3 separate regions of the Mus musculus genome follow, and all the other regions are linked to region 3. A link is a loop called in an ENCODE intact Hi-C map of the cell type or tissue named here. Cell type or tissue: heart. All regions are shown on one strand.

The links. Peaks named below come from ENCODE experiments on the same cell type or tissue, not always from the same donor. Only the 100,000 strongest peaks of a DNase experiment are listed, where the experiment ranks them.
Region 1: a loop joins it to region 3, with 2.1 times the contacts of the local background. A loop is called at or near these places in 3 of 42 quality-filtered maps.
Region 2: it touches region 3 in a loop (4-fold over the local background); 3 of 42 quality-filtered maps call a loop at or near these places.

What each region holds. Positions count from the first base shown.
Region 1 is chr5:130,022,783-130,025,282 of GRCm38, forward strand. Asl (argininosuccinate lyase) reads right to left here and starts at 1,599. Exons shown (of 17, transcript NM_133768.5): 1 at 1,512-1,599; 2 at 1,260-1,314. The coding sequence starts at 1,271. It overlaps Gm40334 (a long non-coding RNA gene), which reads right to left. Exons shown (of 3, transcript XR_868562.1): 3 at 2,346-2,412. In heart, a CTCF peak has its summit at 1,068 (motif pointing right); a DNase peak (open chromatin) is centred at 1,609; H3K4me3 peaks cover 1,339 bases; H3K27ac peaks cover 995 bases.
Region 2 is chr5:129,513,980-129,516,479 of GRCm38, forward strand. It overlaps Sfswap (splicing factor SWAP), which reads left to right. Exons shown (of 18, transcript NM_172276.3): 6 at 774-886; 7 at 2,037-2,172. Among named protein-coding and RNA genes, the nearest start is that of Sfswap, 14 kb to the left of the region's middle. In heart, no CTCF peak of the experiment used is centred here; no DNase peak of the experiment used is centred here.
Region 3 is chr5:130,253,326-130,255,825 of GRCm38, forward strand. It overlaps Sbds (SBDS ribosome maturation factor), which reads right to left and starts at 2,205. Exons shown (of 5, transcript NM_023248.2): 1 at 1,885-2,205; 2 at 614-743. The coding sequence starts at 2,012. It also overlaps a transcript of Tyw1 not described here. In heart, a CTCF peak has its summit at 1,178; DNase peaks (open chromatin) are centred at 1,166 and 2,216; H3K4me3 peaks cover 1,818 bases; H3K27ac peaks cover 1,290 bases.

The DNA.
Region 1 (2,500 bases), 230 kb before region 3:
ATAGCTGTCATCATTCCATTTACCAGCTAAACCAACCAAGCCCACGGGAGACCTATATCTTGCACACCTTTCACTAAATAGGAAGACAAGCCAGGGATTCCTGGCCCAGAGGAGAGGACAGCGACACCCTAGGGAGTCACTGGGGCCACGGAGAGAGGTCCCTCCCTCCTGGCCGGTTCTATATGATGGACCTCAAGGACAATTTAGGGACTCAAGTTTTCCTATACATGGGAACAAGCGAATAGGAGGAGAGAGTTATCCTATTGGGTGGGGCCTGACAAGAGGATGTGGGGTGAAAAGCGGTATGTAAGGAAGATGAGGTAGCTAACTGGGTAAAGGCCCTTGCTGCCAAGCCTGTTGAAAAGAGAATCCACTCCCACATTTTGTCCTCTGATCACCACATGTATGAGAGCTCACATGGACATACTTATGTACGAACAAACAATGCTAAAAAAAAAAAAAAAAAAAAAAAAAAGTGGAAAGCTTTCATGTGGTAGGTCACACCCGGAATCTGAACACTCAGCAGGTGGATGCAGGTGACTTGTCAGACGCTTAAGGCCAGTCTGAGTAGAGGTGAATTCCAGTCTAGCCTGGGCTAAAAGTTAGCCACTGTCTCAAAGAAAGAAAAACAGGGGCTGGAGAGCCGGGCTCAGCCAGTAAGAGCATGGAGGTTTGGTCTTCACCCACATGGTGGCTCTCAAACATCTGTAACTCCATTCCTTTAGATCCCACATAGGGAGTAGCCAGCCCCGGGGTTCACAGACGTCTATACATGCAGGCAAAACATCCATACAAATATACATTTTAAAATAATTCTTTAAAAAGGGAAAACGCAGGGCTCAGTGGCTCATACCTTTAATCCCAGCGCTCTGGGAGGCAGAAGCAGGTGGATCTCTGAGGTCGAGGCCAGCCTGGTCTACAGAGCGAGTTCCAGGATTACACATGGGAACCCTGTCTCAAAAAACAAACGAGAAAAAAAAAAAAAACTACAAAACAACAACAACAAAAACAAAAAAAAACGGGGAAAACCGCCCGACATAGTGGCCAATAGTGAGATCATTACATAAGCCACTAGGTGGCGCTGGATGGGCAGATAACGACGCGGACATCCCTGAGTCTACGTGAAGCCAGTCTTTGGAAGTGTGGTCGGGAATTTCAGGATCACTGCAGGTCTGTGTGGCAGGAGATGGCCCCCATACGCGGTTAAACCCGACTGGTTCCTCCCCGCTCCTTTGCAAGGTCCCCTCAGTCCTACACACCTCTGATGCCATGTTGGGCGGTTCCTCCTCCTCCTGGAGCTTCTGTCTTACGAATCTGGAAGACAAGACCACACTGACCAACTCGGCTCGGGAGGTCTACGGGGCAGGGACGGAGTTGGGACACCTGCTCGGCTTGCAGGACGTGGGCAGCACTCAGCAAGCGCACCACAGACTTCGCGTTCCTTCTTGTTTGTTCCCTCTGTCCCACGTTCCCTGGACCTAGTGGATCAAGACACTCAGGGACCAGGTTACCTTCTGGTCTCTCCTGGCTTTTTCTGGTCCGGATGGCGTCCGCTGCCCCTCTGTCTTGTCCCCGCCTCCTGGAAGAGTAGAGCCAATTGGGAGAGGTGGGTGTGACTCATCAATCACGCTTATGGGCGGGACCACCTCTGGCTAAGCTACTAGCAGCAGGAAGAGGTGATTTCCAGGGAGTCAGCACTAGTTGTACTGAGGTTCAAGCACACAAAACCTTTGCTGAGGTGAAGACAGACGACAGGTTTGTCATCCCTGCAGCACCCGGGAGGCTGAGGCAGGAAGATTGCTGGAGGTTCCAGGCCTGGGTTGCAGATGAACCTGTTTCAAAACCGTTTCAGCACTTGGGAGGCAGAGGCCGGCCGGGGTGGGGAGTGGGGGGTAGGGGTAGGGGGCTTGGGGGTGGGCAACAGGGACTAAAGAGTGAGACCTTGTCTTAAAGTAGGGGGCAGAGGTAAATCATGCTAAATCAGGTATGGTTTTGTATGCCGGTTATACCAGTACTCTGGAGGCTGAGGCAAAAGGCTTGCTTCAGGTTCCAGGCCAATACAGACTACTAATGAAGCATGGTGGTATACGCCAGTAGTCCTGGCTTTCGGGAGATTGATGGAGGAGGGTCAGAAGTTCTAGGTCATCCTGAGCTGCATAAGCCAGCTCAAGGTAGCCTGGGTTATGGAATTAAAAAAAAAAAAAAAAAAAGAAAGAAAAAAAAAGGCTGGCAGTCAGGCTGTGGAAAGATATCTGCTAAATGCTAAGTTACCTGTGATAACTGTTAGCACATACCTGCGATCGCAGCAGTCGGGAGCCTGAGGTAGGAATGTCAAGACTTTGAATCCAGGGCTTAGAGAGATGGCTCAGCACAAGAGCTAGCCTTGAAAGGTTGGCCAGCTGAGTTCGATCCCTGGAAATCATATAGAAGGTCGGCTGTGGGACTCATCTGTGGTCTCAGTATTTCTACTCAAGACGGGCGAGAAGACTAGAGGAATGTG
Region 2 (2,500 bases), 740 kb before region 3:
CGTACATGTGGGGTCAGAGGGTAATCTGCAGGAGTTATTTGTCTGCTTTTACCAGATTAATTCTGGGGATCAAACTCACTGGCTCCCAAAGTTAGTCAGTCAGTCTGTCTTTTTAATGTAAGATTTATCTGTTTACTTAAGATGGCAAGATCTGTTTTCTGATATGGCAGACATCTTTAATCTCAGCACTTAGGAGGCAGAGGCAAGGGGATCTCTGAGTTCGAGTCACACTTGGTCTACAGAGCGAGTTCCAGGATAGCCAGGGCTACCCACAAACCTTGGGTTTTTTCGGGGAGGAGGGGGACCCAAATATTTACATGTATGTGTTCGTGTCTTTTTGAGTCTCTGCCACATATGTTTGGGTACCAATGGAAGCCAAGGTTTTGAGTCCCCTGGAGCTAGAGTTATATTCTTAACTGCTGAGCCATCTCTCTAGCCCTGTGTTTATTTTTGTCTTTGGAACTGTAGCTAATGAACCCCAGGCTAGCCTTGAACTCTGATCCTTTTGCTTCTACCTCCCAGTGCTAGGATTAGTTACAAGTATCTACCACCAAGCAGAATCTCTTTAAATATGATCTTGAGGAGCATATTTATAGAATATAGTGATGATTTGATACATGTTAACAATTAAACCAAAATGATAAATTTTGGGAGGTAGAGTCTTAGGCTGGCCCAGAGACTTGTGACTGTCTACCTGCCTCTGCCTCTTGAATGCTGGAATTACAAATGTGTGCCATCAAACCTGATAGTCAACATCTTGAATTCAATTCCAGAGTCTGGGCCAACCTCTGACAACGAAGAGGAAGATGATGAGGAAGATGGGAGTTACCTGCACCCGTCTCTCTTTGCTTCCAAGAAGAGCAGCCGCCTGGAAGAGCTGATGAAGGTCTTTATCTCCTCCCTCACTAGGCTGTGTTTACACTGTCAGGAAATTGCTATTCCTTTACGTTTGGAAACACAAAGCCTGCCATATCCTATGGTACAGCTGTATCTTTTTTTATCACCGAGGTGTCTGCATTTCTCTGTTCCATGTGGTGATGAAGCGTTTGTTTTCCTCCATGCCTGCATTACAGGTCTCACAAGCAAGCGATGGCTGTTTTATTATATAAATAGTGTCGGTGAAGATTTGGAAGCTGTTATGTTCTGTTGATTGGAATTTAGTAGGATTGGATTTTCTAGTTTTTTAAATGTCTGCTTCCTGGAGCCTTGGCTCCCTTCATAGACAGTTCCTAAATACGTGCTTTGCTCTGGCCCTCCTCTCATCTTTATGAGACTCATTTGTGATGTAGAAGGCAGAATCTATGAGCGTCTCCACAGACACAGAGTGTAGTTGATGTCTGGGAGGACTGGCTCTTGATTGAGGAGGGTGAGAGCTGTTGATGAGAAGCTCCACTAAGAGAGTTTGAAGTTTGTGAGTTTGTCATGCGCACTTTGGTGAGTTGCTGTCGGGTCTTGATGCTTCCTTTGCTCTTTGCCTAGAAGTTGTTACGGAGATGAAACCCACTTGGTTCCTCTGGTGCTCACAGCCAGCTGGAGCACTTGGCCTCAACTGGATAGAACCTTTCTGTGTGTCCCCAGCCTAAATAACATTGGCTCTTACCAAGAAAGTTGTGTTTGGGTGTGTGCTCTCACAGATGGAGCCGTGTTCAGAGGAGGGATTGAGGGTGGTGGTTTTCAGAGGTGCAAGGAGGAGAGTTACAGGAGCTATACTGAGCCAGTAGGCCGGCACTGAGCAGGCAGCATCAAGGCAAGTGTGCTTATGGGAGTGTCCTTGTGCTCAGGCGTGCTTCTGACACTGGACTCATACATGTAGTTCTGCCTCCATGGCCTCTCTAGAGGCTCCTGTTTTTTTCTTCTGGGTCTGATGTAAGTGACTCTGCCTCTACAGTGGCAGCTTTCACTGTATCTGAATGTGTACTGAGGTTTTCTTAAGACATGCTGACAGTACCATAAGGTTGAGTCTCTTCTCAACAGCAAAGTTGTATATGGTACAGAATGTCGAAAGTGCTAAGGCCAAATGTCTTCTCTGTTCTTAGCCCTTGAAGGTGGTGGACCCGGATCACCCTCTAGCAGCCCTTGTCCGGAAAGCACAAGCTGACAGCTCAGCTCCAGCCCCACCCACTGCAGATGGCACACCTGCTCAGCCCTCCCAGGTGGAGTACACGGCAGACTGTGAGTACCCAGCGTGCCCTGTTGTATATCCAGCATGCAGCCACCGCCCTGCTTCTCATGCTCTCCTGAGAGCATTGGTGTGGAGCTATCACTCCCCAGACCTCTGTGTTCCAGGAGGGAGGGATTTGGAGGGCATGGTTGCCTGGCCTGTGGCTCTGCATTCCTGACAGGAAGAGTCAGGCAAGGGCAGAAGAGTAAGCAGCAGAGGCTGGGAAGTAGCACCTAGGTTTCAAAACCTTGCTGTGCTGAACAAAGCTCAGACTTAAGACTGACAAAAGCAGAGACTGGGGAGATAGCGCAGTGTGCTCTGCTCTAGAGTTGTTTGGTG
Region 3 (2,500 bases):
TCTGTGTATTTTCCCACTTCATCTTGGGGTGTGTGTATGGGGGGAACTGAAACCAAAAAAACCCACGACACTGTTTTATGTAGGGAGTGAAGGCTTACATCCTAGATAGCCAAAGCAAAGATACTGCATACTTGGGTAAAAGTGGAGATTCCGAGGAGGGTGGGTGAGGGTGTTTGTGTGACCTGTAGTACTCATTTTAGTATTTGTAGGCTTAGCTTCCCAATTATTATTTCAGAAACATGACCATAGTAAGTTTCTTTTCTTTGTGATAGTATCTGGAGTAGTGGATTCCGGTCCTAATCACTGCATGCTATTATAATGGATGTGGGTGAGGTGGCATGTCCCTGGAGGAATCAGAAGTTCCATGCCAGCATGGCTATCCCCTGAGTTTGATGTCAGCTTGGGCTACAGAGTGAGATTCTGTCTCAAAAAAATAGCAACAGACAAATACCATACAGACCTCCCCAAATTGCCCAACAATATAAACTGGAGGTGGGAGGGACCCAACAAATGCTAAAACAACAAAAACTCATCAAGAAAAACAGTAAACACAGTGGTCCAGATGTTGCCTACCATCGTGAGATTTTGTTACATTGCACCTGGCAGGACCTACCTGCTTGCAGATTTCAGTCTGGTCGTCTGTCCCAAATGCACTGATGAGGTCTTCCTTCTTGGCAACCTGACCTTTGGAAACATTTACAAACACTGAATGGGTCTGCAGAACTTCATCAAGGTCTTTTTCCCTTGAAAGGGCAGGAGAGAAAGTCCTATGTGAATCCACTGGATAGTAGAAAATCCACTCACATTTAAACACAAGATAGCAACAAGAGAAATGGCAAGTGCTGCAAGCTGGGTGTGATGTGCACATCTGTAACTCACCATTTAGGAGGCAGAGGCAGGGAAATTGGGAGTTTGAGGCCAGTCTCAAAAAAAAAAAAAAAAAAAACCAAACAAAACAAAAAAAAACAAAACAAAAACCCTAAAGAAAAAAAAAAAGAGAAATCTCACACACACACACACCACACTCTCTCTCTGGTGGCTACCTGCGAAGGACAGTATCTGGATTCTCCCACTTCACCACAGAGGGAAAAACTACATCATTGTTTTATGTAAGGAAACTCAGGGTGTGGTGGGGAGTGGTGTTTCTTCTGTCCTGGAATATCTGTCCCTAGATGGCAGTAGCGAAGACACTACTACGCACTTTGGGAAACTGGGGATTCTGAGGTGTGACGTTTTAATTTCAGGATTTGTAGGTGTAAGATTAGCTTCCCGATTGTTATCCCTGGAAAATGACCATAATGTTTCTCTTCTTGGAGATAGCATTTGGAATGTTGGATTCCTGTCTTTTTTTGTTTTGGTTTGGTTTTTTTTCGAGACAGGGTTTCTCTTTGTAGTCCTGTCTGTCCTGGAACTCACTCGGTAGACCAGGCTGGCCCTGAACTCAGAAATCCGCCTGCCTCTGCCTCCCAAGTGCTGGGATTAAAGATGTGCGCCACCACCGCCCGGCCGGATTTAAACATTTAATCCAAGAGGCTACTGCAATTTCGGGTCCTCTTGACCGCAGCTTTGTTTTATTAGTACAGGGTCGGTCACGGTCTCTCTCACACACACATACACATACACACACACACACGTTCCAGGCTGGCCTGGAAATCGCAGCAATCCTCCTGCCTCAGTTTCCTGGGCGCTGGGATTACAGGCCTAAACCATCGGTCCCACCCGGCTCTGATGGCGTTTGTAGTTGGCAGTTTTTATGATACTAACAAAATCCCAAAGCAGAACCCAATCCGAATCGGGTAAACCAGGCCTGAAAGGTACCGATGGGTCGCAGGAGCCGGGGTTAGGGAGGCCAGGCCGCCGAACTCTGGGCACAGGATTACTCACACGCCACTCCGCCAGCCGACGACCTTGTTTTTATAGCAGGCGATTTCGAAGCGCTTCCCTCCCCGCTTCATCCGCACCACGGCCACATTGGTCAGTCGGATCTGGTTGGTGGGGGTGAAGATCGACATGGTGGCTGTTCACAGATCTCGAGCTCGAGGGGACGCCAAGTGCTCGGCTGAAACGACCCTGCGGCGCGCGAACCCTTAACGCCCAAGGAGTGCGCGGCTCTTCCGGAACCTACCAGGGAAGAAGCTACCGCACGCCCGATTGCCCTACTGCACATGCGTCAAGTGGCGCACTAGCCAGGCAGCCGATAAGAAAGCAACCACGCCTGCGCGCCGTGACTTTTTACGCCCTCTAGTTCCACCCTCAAAGGAAGGCGGGTCGTTCTGTGATGACGTCATTTACAGGCGCCAGTTACGCCTACCTATTATGGGTGAGTAATGTTTATTATCTGGGTGGAAACATGATATTTTGGTTGAATAGTTCTGCAGAGTTCAGAGGCTGCGCTCATTTTAAATTTAAAAAAAAATTTTTTTTGATTTATTTATTATATGTAAGTACACTGTAGCTGTCCTCAGATACTCCAGAAAAGGCATCAGATTTCGTTACGGAT